Linked DNA regions of Homo sapiens: region 2 is linked to region 1. The links are chromatin loops, found by intact Hi-C in ENCODE. Cell type or tissue: ascending aorta. All regions are shown on one strand.

Region 1 (5,000 bases):
ACTGCAGCTTTATTCTTGATCATTCTCTTCCTTGAGTAGTGTGTTATGGTCATGTTGTCTTAGCTGCAATTAATTCCCAACCTTTTTTTGTTTTCCAGTCTTTGTCTTTTGCATTTATTTTTCTGCTCCTGCAATGCCTTACTTTGCTGTCTCTGCCTCGCTATTTCCTATTTATTCTACAAAGCTCACCTTAAGTGTCACGTTTTCAGGGACATGTTTACCAATGTACTGTACAGGGGCACATGCAGATTCTTCATGTCCCCATCACAACCTGTCATGACATCACACTGAACTGAGTTTGTGTGGTCTAAGTCTGTCCGCCCCAACCTTTACTCAAAACGTTCCTTAAGGAACTAGGATTGGATTGTTTTTATTTCTTTGTTTTTGTTTTTAATCCCTGAAATTTCGTCCTTTAGAATGTAGTAATAGGTACCTAATAAATATTTTTGGCATATGTGAATGAATGAGTGAGTGAATAAATAATCAGATTAGTTGATGAAAGATTCTAAGGGAAGATTAGGTAATGTGATTATAAGAGAAAGATCCTGAAGAATGCTTGGGAATGGATCCTTTACTCATACATGATTTTGTTCATCAGCTTATATGTAGGATCACAGTCATTTGGAAAATATTGGTCCATTGAAATTTATACATTTTCCAAATGGTGACACACTTCATTATACAGTGTCAAAAGTTAGCCTTCATGACTATCACCACTGATCTCATCAGGAAGTTTTAAGTATTGGATAGCTATAAGCTCACAATGGCAGTCCTAGATAGTGCAGCCGTGGATTGAAAAAGTGTTCTAGTTTCCTCTTTTTAAGCCAAGAATCCATCCTTAAATATAAGAAGAAAATCAGGCCGGGCACCGTGGCTCACACTTGTAATCCCAGCACTTTGGGAGGCCAAGGTGGGCAGATCACCTGAGGTCAGGAGTTCGAGACCAGCCTGGTCAAACATGGTGAAACCCCATCTCTATGAAAAATACAAAAATTAGCCGGGCATGGTGGTGGGTGCCTGTAATCCCAGCTACTTTGGAAACTGAGGCAGGAGAACTGTTTGAACCTGGGAGGCGGAGGTTGCAGTGAGCCAAGTTCGTGCCACTGTACTCCAGCCTGACTGACAGAGCGAGATTCCATTTCAAAAATATATATATATGTATATATATGAAAAAATCAATAGACTTGGTCTTAGAATAAATATTAAAATCTAAAATAATAAGTTTATATAAAAAATTAGCAAAGTGGAATTACTTCTTATGTTTACATTTAAGACCAAGAAAAACTTCAAGATTTCAAAATAATAAATTATTAGACAATAATGAAATTACAAACATTATAACAAGTATACTGATAGTTAGGAAAAATAATAGAGTTCTGAGAACAAACTGCGTTAATCTCCAAAAATGTACACTTATACTTTAAACCTACTAATTTAGAAAATTCTACACAAATATAAATTCCATTAGAATGATTACATCATCACATGTCATGTAGTCTCTGGAGAACTCTGCTGCAATCTGTGAGAGAATGAGAATGAAAAAGGTGCATAATATTAGAATATTGTTATGAAAATAGTTCTGACCATGCATATCCTCTGAAAAGGTCTCAGGACATCCCCAAGAGTTTGCAAACCACATTTCGAGAAATGCTGCTTTAACTCAAATGTGTCTTGAACAAGGTAAACATAAAGGTTTTTACAATAATTTTATATCAAGTCCAGTTTATAATAGTGAACATTTCTTAGGTACATTTTACATTCCAAGCATTAATACAACTGCATTACTTTAATCAAATCCCTTGAGGAATGTTCTATTCTCATCACTGTTCTACAGATGAAAAAATGGATGATGCACAGAGTAGATAAGTCACTTGCCTAATGTCATACATTTAATTAATAATGGAACCGGTATTTGTAGCCAGGGAGGGTTCACACTTTTACTTACTATGGTAATTACTATGGTAACCTTTCTGCCCACATTGCAAGTTTTCCTGATGATTTGTGAATTACCCAAGTTTTGCTTATAAACAATAGCATTTGTTGAATGTCTAGCATTTTAAGAAACTGCCAAACTGTTTTCCATTCCCACCAGTAATCTGTGAGATTTCCAGTTATTCCACATTGCCAATAACTCTTGACATTGCTGAACTCTAGAATTTTAGCCATTCTAATGGGTTTTTGTTTAATAACTAATAATATTGAGCATATGAAGAAATGTTTATGACTGTTTATATACCTTCTTTAATGATTGTCTATTCAGATGTTTTGCCCATTTTAAAATGGAATTGTTTATTTTCTTACTGAGTTGGAAAACTGTATATTCTGAATTAAACTCCCTTGCTGTTGTGTGTTACATATATTTTCTTCTAGTATATGACTTGTGTTTTTGTTTATGTAATAATGTCTTTTGAAGAGCCAAAGTATTTTTTTTATTTTGATGAAGTCCACTTTATCATGCTCTTTTTAAATATTTCATGTTTTTTTTTTCAAATTTAAGCATCTTTGCTTCAAACCTGGTCACAAAGAATTTCTTTTATGTTTTCTTCTGTAAGTTTTATAGTTGTAACTTTCGTACTTAGGTTTACGATTTGTCGTAGTCTGTTTATTTTGCTATAAAAGAATACCCGAAGTTGGATAATTTATTTACAAAAGAGGTTTATTTGGCTCAATGTTCTGCAGGCTGTGCAGGAAGCATGGCACCAGCATTTGCTTCTAGTGAGAGCATGAGGCTGCTTCCACTCATGGCAGAAGGTGAAGGGGAGCCAGCGTGTGCAGAGATTACTGAGAGAGAGAGGAAGCGAGGGAGAGAGAGAGGAGACACCAGGCTTTTGTGTAACAGCCAGCTCTTGAAGGAACTAGTAGAGCAAGAACTCACTGGCTATCGTGAGAACGGTGCCAAGTCATTCATGAGGGATCTGCCCAATGACTCAAACATCTCCCATTTCACTCCACATTCAACACTGAAGATTAGATTTCAACATAAAGTTTGGAAGGTTCGAATATCCAAACCATGGCATGGTCCATTAAGATTTAATTTTTGTATATGGTATGATGTGTGGATAAAAGTTTATTTCTATTTCTATATGGATTTCCAGTTGTTCCAATGGCATTTTTATTAAAAAACAAACAAACATATTTTCTTTCCTGATTTTATTGCCTTGACACCTTTGTTGTAAACACAATTGTGGATCTCTATCTCATTGATCTCTTTGTCACCCCTTTCAAACTGATACCTCACTTTCTTGATTACTTTAACTTTTTAAGTTTTGAAGCAGGTATATAAGTCCTTCAGTGCTATTTTTTCTTCTTTAATATTAATTTGGCTATCCTATGTCATCAATGAAATCTTAGCCTCATTTTGTCAATTTTTACTAAAATGATGGCTGAGATGTTGATTGGAATTGCATTGAATCTATAAACCAGTTTAGAGAAAATTTGTACCTTAACAATATTATACATGGTATATATCTCTCCATATATTTAGACCTTCCTTAATTTATCTCGTGAATGTTCGTAGTTTTCAGTGTAAAAGTCTTGTAAGCCTTTGGTTAGATTTATTGCTAAGTATTTATTAACAGTATCATAAATGAGTTTTTAAAATAATTATTTTCCAGTATTTGTGGCTAGTACAGAAGTTATAATGGAATTTTGTATATCAGTCTTGTATCCTGAAACATTGCTTAATTTACTTCTTAGTTCTAGTTATTTTGTATATCCACTGGGAATTCCTACATGAACAATTTTAAGTATATGTGTGTGTGTGTGTGTGTGTGTGCACATGCATGTGTATGATCCTTGAACAACACAGGGGTTGGGGCACTGACACTCCTGCACAGTCAACAATCCACATAAAAGTTTTGACTCCTCAAAAACTTAACTACTAATAGCTTACTGGTGACTGGAAGCTTTACCGATAACATAAACAGTTGATTGACATGTATTATATACTGTATTCTTAAAATAAAGTAAGCTAGAGAAAAGAAAATGTTACAAAGAAAATCATAAAGGAAGAGAAAATATATTTACCATTTATTAAGTGCAAGTGGGTCATTATAAAAAATCTTCACCCTCGTTGTCTTCATTTTGAGCAGGAGGAGGAAGAAGAAGATAAGGGGTTGGTTTTGCTACATCTGGGATGGCAGAGGCAGAAGAAAATTTGCATATGAGTGGACCCATGGAGTTTGAATCTGTGTTGTTCAAGGGTCGATTGGATACACACACACACACACACACACACATGCACACACACACACACATGCACACACACACACACGTGCACATAAACCTGCAACCTTTTGGCCTTTTGTTTAACTGATTGCAATGGCTAGGACCTAACTTCTGTACAATATTGATTAGAAGTGGTGAGAGCAGGCATCTTTGCTTGGTCCTGAATAATAGTGGAAAAGTGTTCAGTCTTTCATCATCAAGTATGACTCAATAATTATAGTTTTCATAGATGCTTTCTGATGGGTTAAAAAAATTATGATTGCAGAGCTTGTCTCACTTGTTCTCATTATTAGTGTTGGAGTGGGAGTCTCTTGTGACTTTCTGCAATTTAACCAGAAGTCAAAGACCCTGTACTTTGAGCTAACTTTTGTGCTCTGTATAGTAAGTATTTCTATTTACAGAAAGCTACAAATATAGGTAACAAAAGAAAAGGATTTCATATCCTCACAATCCTTCTTTCAAACTTGCTGTTTCCCAATCCACAGATCTTAATGTAATCTGTACTCAGTTACAGTGTAGTACTTTATCACTATAACTCCTTATTTTCTTCCACTTTCAGTCTACTATTCTTATTCAAAATTTTGCCTTAAAAGCCATAAACATCTTTCTAATTTAAAAATCAAATGATATTTTCTCAGTCCTCCTTACCCTCTTCAGACTTGTGACATACACTTCTTTTCGAACACGTGTCCTCTTTCATATTCATTCTCATTGTACTTTTCTAATTGCTGCTTCTCTGTCATAGTCATAATACTTTCTCCAGTCCTTAAACA
Region 2 (5,000 bases), 1.3 Mb after region 1:
AAGACTTCATTGCACAAGGGATCAAGTTAAGTCTTTCCTAAACTCACAGATACAATCAGCCTCCAATATGCTCCACATACACAAACTCTGAGCCATTTCAAGCATAAATTTTAGAAGTAAAGAAAGTTCCAGTGAATGCCTAAATAGATAGGAAAAAAGAGTATTCTTCTTCCAAGAACACTTTTCTGATTCAAACTTTCTTCCCCAAAATTAGGGCAGTGACAACCATTAGTCATATTAGCTTATTTGGGATATAAACTGTTTTAATATGTACACTAAAACAAAACAAAATGTGTCCTCTTTATAGCATAAGACACAATATATTTAGGCAAAGGAATGCATCTGCTGGATTTTAAAATACTAGTGTTTCAAATAATCAAAACTGTATTTCTAGACCTTTTGCTACATACCTGATTCTACCAATATCCTCTTTGTGCTTAAAGAAGTCATGAAACAGTCAGAAACAAAGAATTTCAAGTCACAAACTAATGATGGAATTAACCTAAATTATAGATTAGCTATTACACACTGGCATTCAATGATACTGCCAAGTTTCTTCAAAATGTAATACTTATTTGTTGTTATTAAACCGCTGGGGTAAATGGCAACATTTATCACTACGTAGAAAATCAAACAGAAATCATTAAGAACATTTTAATGAAAGTGTGGAGTTTTTTTGTTACTCACTGAAATTATTGGCAGCACTGAAACAAAATCTATTAATGTTTTAAGATATGAACTATGCTTTAACCTGGTATCTACTGCAGTACAAAGAGCTAAGTCACACACAAAACGTGAAAATCAATTTTGGCAACTAGACTAAAATGTAAATACCACAGGCCAATTCTCCCCAATGCCTAAGATATTTCCTGATAAATGAGATTCCTAGCACTAAACATTTAACAAATTGATCTACTAATGGACTGCAAAAGCCAGTAACCTTCCTCAACCTTCTAGTAACACCAAGTAAATTTCCTTGGTATTGTTTACTAATCTGTACAGGATTTAAACACCCTAAGTAATCTGTTTTTATTTTTCCAGCACCAAAATTAGACATAAACAGATCAGTGAAAAATTTGTGATCATTTTCAAATTTGGGGCATAAAAAACACTGAATAACTAGTCTGAAAGAATATGATACAGAAAAGTTTGTTTTCTCTTTCATCTAGGTTTAAGACAATTATTTACAAATAAAACATAATGAATTTTGTCTTTTTATGAAAACACCAAGGGAAATCTTAATAAAATGTTTGGAGTACCAACAAAAAGCCTAAGCACAATGTTTAAATAACTGAACTCAAGAAATAAAATGACTTCTTAAATATCTTGGATTCTATCCCTTAAGTAAAAGGATTTACATAGTCAAGCTTCATTTGCTTACTTGGGAGTTACTCTTCCAAAATGTCTTTTATCCTGTAAACGAGAAAGCCTCCCTTCTTGCACAAAACATTCCTCATTTTCCAGTCACCAATTGTTTTGAAAAACTTTCCCTTGACAGAGATATAGGACCACCTCTCAAAGAGCCAAATCAAACAGCCAACTTACTAAAGACACCTAGCAATCTGGTTACTGTCCAAGTTGTTTTCTAGACTAAAGTCAACTAATGGTAAAGGGATCAGAAGGAGTCTGAGATTCTAAAAAGGTTCATTAAGAACGTATTCACATTCAGCAAATGTGATATGCTATTTGGTTTTTCTATTATCTTTCTCATTTATATTGCTGTACAAGTGCATGACGATGTTACTATAATTTAAGTTACTAGATATCTTTGTCTTGAAAAAGTAGAGAAAAAAAGATGTACTCTCAATAGTGGTTCTGAAACTTCATTGTTCTTAAAATTTTACCGGACGATAAATACTTTAGAATGATAATACTTTCAAAGTTTCTATAAAAAGACATAAAACATGACTTCTTACCAACAGTATGTGTGTCTGTTTTTGACCAAAGTGGTGAAACCCAGGTTCTCTAAGAGCATAAGACGTAAGATACGAACATTGAGCTTTACCCATCTAAGAAGCAGTCTATGTTCACTATCAATAATCAATACCCCCAACTCACCCCAGCTCAGAAACTAAGAATACCAGGACACAATGGCCTGGATACATTACATATGAAAGCACAAAACCATTCTCTATCCTCACTAAATGCCATTCCTTCTCATTCTGGCTGACTTCAAATATGAATATAAATTAAGACAATTCACTCTGCCTCATATAGAGAAACAAAATGAACATGAAAATAAATAGTCTGGTCTCTAGGGGTACTGAACATTTCTATTGCCTTAAATTTACTGGGAAACATAGGCATAACCTTGTGCAGTCTGGGCACCATACTTACGTAAATAGCAGAGGGTTATGGTTTCAATTTGGTTGTGACACCATAAATATTGGCATACCGAACATGTGCTTACTGTCATGAATTTTGAACTCTCTCTCCAGGGTCTGCTTCTGTTTTGTCCACATGCCAGAACTAAGGACTATTTAGTTCTGCCCATAATCTCATAGGATCAGAGCTGAGAAAATCAACTTTATTTCCAAGGGAAAAAAAACTATATTCTTTGAGTGACTTTTTAAAAGACTGACTTTTTCAAGATTTTTGCCTTCTCTGGGATAAATCACAGTTGTCAATCTCAAAACCTCAAAGCAAAAGAGAAAAACAAACTAAAAATAAGAAAGCACATGAGTTATATCTTATGTTAACTAGAAAGAGCAAAAGGGGAAATAATTCAAAACAAAAAATACGTCAAAGTTACTGAAAATGAACTTGCGATGGTCATGCTCTTCTCTATAATAAATTGATTGCAATAAAACTTTATCCTAAAGTTCCCTGTTTAAAAATAAGTTTCCTGGAAATGATACATTTTTTTTTCTTATTGAGGAAATAACATTCTAAGCAGTCATCATTATAATTTTGCCAATCATGTTCTTTGTGCATTCATTTTACTCAGTCTAAGCAAAAAGATTGAGGCTCTCCAGTTAGCCCCTTGTAGTTCCTTAAAATGAAGCCAGACGTTAGGCGCATCCCCCAGCTGTGAAATAAGGCATATGACTCGTTTAGAACCCATCAATGATGATTTATGACACCAGATGCCAAGACTGCAGCAGAACAAGCTGTGTTGGGTCTAAGTGGGCTGTTTTCACTTCACTTAAAAGATCTGCCATCCAGTGGGGCATTAGGCTAGAGATTATTCAACATTTTATTCTCTGACACTTGAAAATTATGGGAGATTAAAACACATATATAATTAGAATCCAAGGTAGAAAGTGGTCAATTCTGCACTATTCTGAGAGTTTAGAGAAGAGAGACATATTAGACTGAAGGCAAGAGGGAAGGCTTTATGGGGCGGAGAGGGGACCAGTCAGACAGGGCCTTAAATCCACGTTGGCTTTGAACACGCAGCATGAAGGAGAGATGATGGTTCCCTTCCATTCCACACCCCAGGCACTAACTCACTTGGCTATTTTTCCACTGTCTGGCATCTGAACGGCTGCAAATGCCTTCAAAATGCTGTCCCAGCCTCTAGCTTCTCTGTCCTTTACAATCATCCTGAAGTACCTTTATTTTGGAAAGAAAACAATTATATATTTGAAACTTGTTTAGAGAGTAGGTCTTAAATGTTTTCACCACGAAAAAAAAAGATAACTACGTGAGGTGATGGATAAATTAATTAGCTGGATTGTGGTAATCCTTTTGCAATGTATACATATATCAAAACATTCCATTTTATTTGGTAAACATTCAGTTTTTAATTGTCAGCTATACTCAAAGCTGGGAAAAACCCTATTTGCTGATAAAATAATAATACGAAAAATGTAAAATGCATTTAAAAAACAAAAATCAAACCTGATTAATTTATGAATATTTAATGATCTGTTATAGGTGTAAGAATACAAGCATAAACAAAAAGACACACCCTTATTATTAGGAATTGGCGCAGAAGGCTATAATCATTACCCATCAGCCAAGGTCCTTCAGTGGTGCCCAAGCATCTCATGAGTTTGCATCTAAACATGCTCTTAGTATGTCTGACACAGCCCTCAAAATTAATGAATAATTTTTCAATCTTACTTCTCACCAAAAGTAGTTCATTTTTGAATAGGCTTTGTACTCTCTCACAAGTCCGCACCATCTGCTTAGAACTCTCTCTTCCTTTTCCGGTGAATTATTTGTCCTTCAAGACCCTACTCAGTGATAACCCCATGAGAAGCCCTTCCTGACCCAAAAGTAGAACATCCCTGAGTCCTTGGGCATTCTAAGCATATGTCTAGTGTAATACAAACAACACTGATTATGAACATCAAGCACACAAAGGACATTTTGTTTACCTGTTTTCAGGATGTGACACAGTAATCACCACAACACGCACTTTTGTGTATTGGATTAAATTAATTTATTGTTTGAAAGAGTTGGCAGAGCAATACATGGAGTTAGGAAAGTACAGATCTCTGGGGTGAGCAGAGGTCAGTTTTGTGTAATTTTTGTATTAGAAGACTGGGGTGACAGCACAGTAGCCATGGAGAACAACAATGTAGACTTTCCTTACTCAAAGTTTGGTCCTCAGTCCGATGGCATTAGCATCACCTGTGAGGTGGTTAAAATGCAAACTTTTAGGTCCCACTCAAGACCTACTAAAATAGAATCTGAATTTTAATAAGGTGATTTGTATGTATATTACAGTTTATGAAGCACCAATCCAAGCTTGACTAGAGTAGACACAACCAGAACTCTATTATAAGAAGATTATCTGACATTAACCTCCTGCAAATGATCGATTGTGGGTGACACGGCATTGGAAAAGCCTGAGTCATAGAAGGAAGAATAAGAACACTTTGCCACAGTTTAGGTCATAGGTAACCAGCACCTGGTTTGGGATGACAGTGAGAATGAGGAAATTTAAAAATGTAAAGATAATTATTTTACCTAAAAATAGCAATGTTAATATGTACTTATTAGCTTGACAATAATTCCATGCTTACTTAACATACTATATTATATATTTT

Evidence for each region. Peaks named below come from ENCODE experiments on the same cell type or tissue, not always from the same donor. Only the 100,000 strongest peaks of a DNase experiment are listed, where the experiment ranks them.
Region 2: a loop joins it to region 1, with 3 times the contacts of the local background. A loop is called at or near these places in 1 of 110 quality-filtered maps.

The regions. Positions count from the first base shown.
Region 1 is chr4:155,676,710-155,681,709 of GRCh38, forward strand. The region is part of intron 2 of GUCY1A1 (guanylate cyclase 1 soluble subunit alpha 1); the gene reads left to right. Among named protein-coding and RNA genes, the nearest start is that of GUCY1A1, 12 kb to the left of the region's middle. In ascending aorta, no CTCF peak of the experiment used is centred here; a DNase peak (open chromatin) is centred at 2,842; H3K4me3 peaks cover 786 bases; H3K27ac peaks cover 948 bases.
Region 2 is chr4:156,951,770-156,956,769 of GRCh38, forward strand. All of the region lies in intron 1 of PDGFC (platelet derived growth factor C), which reads right to left. Among named protein-coding and RNA genes, the nearest start is that of PDGFC, 18 kb to the right of the region's middle. In ascending aorta, no CTCF peak of the experiment used is centred here; a DNase peak (open chromatin) is centred at 3,052; H3K4me3 peaks cover 1,677 bases; H3K27ac peaks cover 3,680 bases.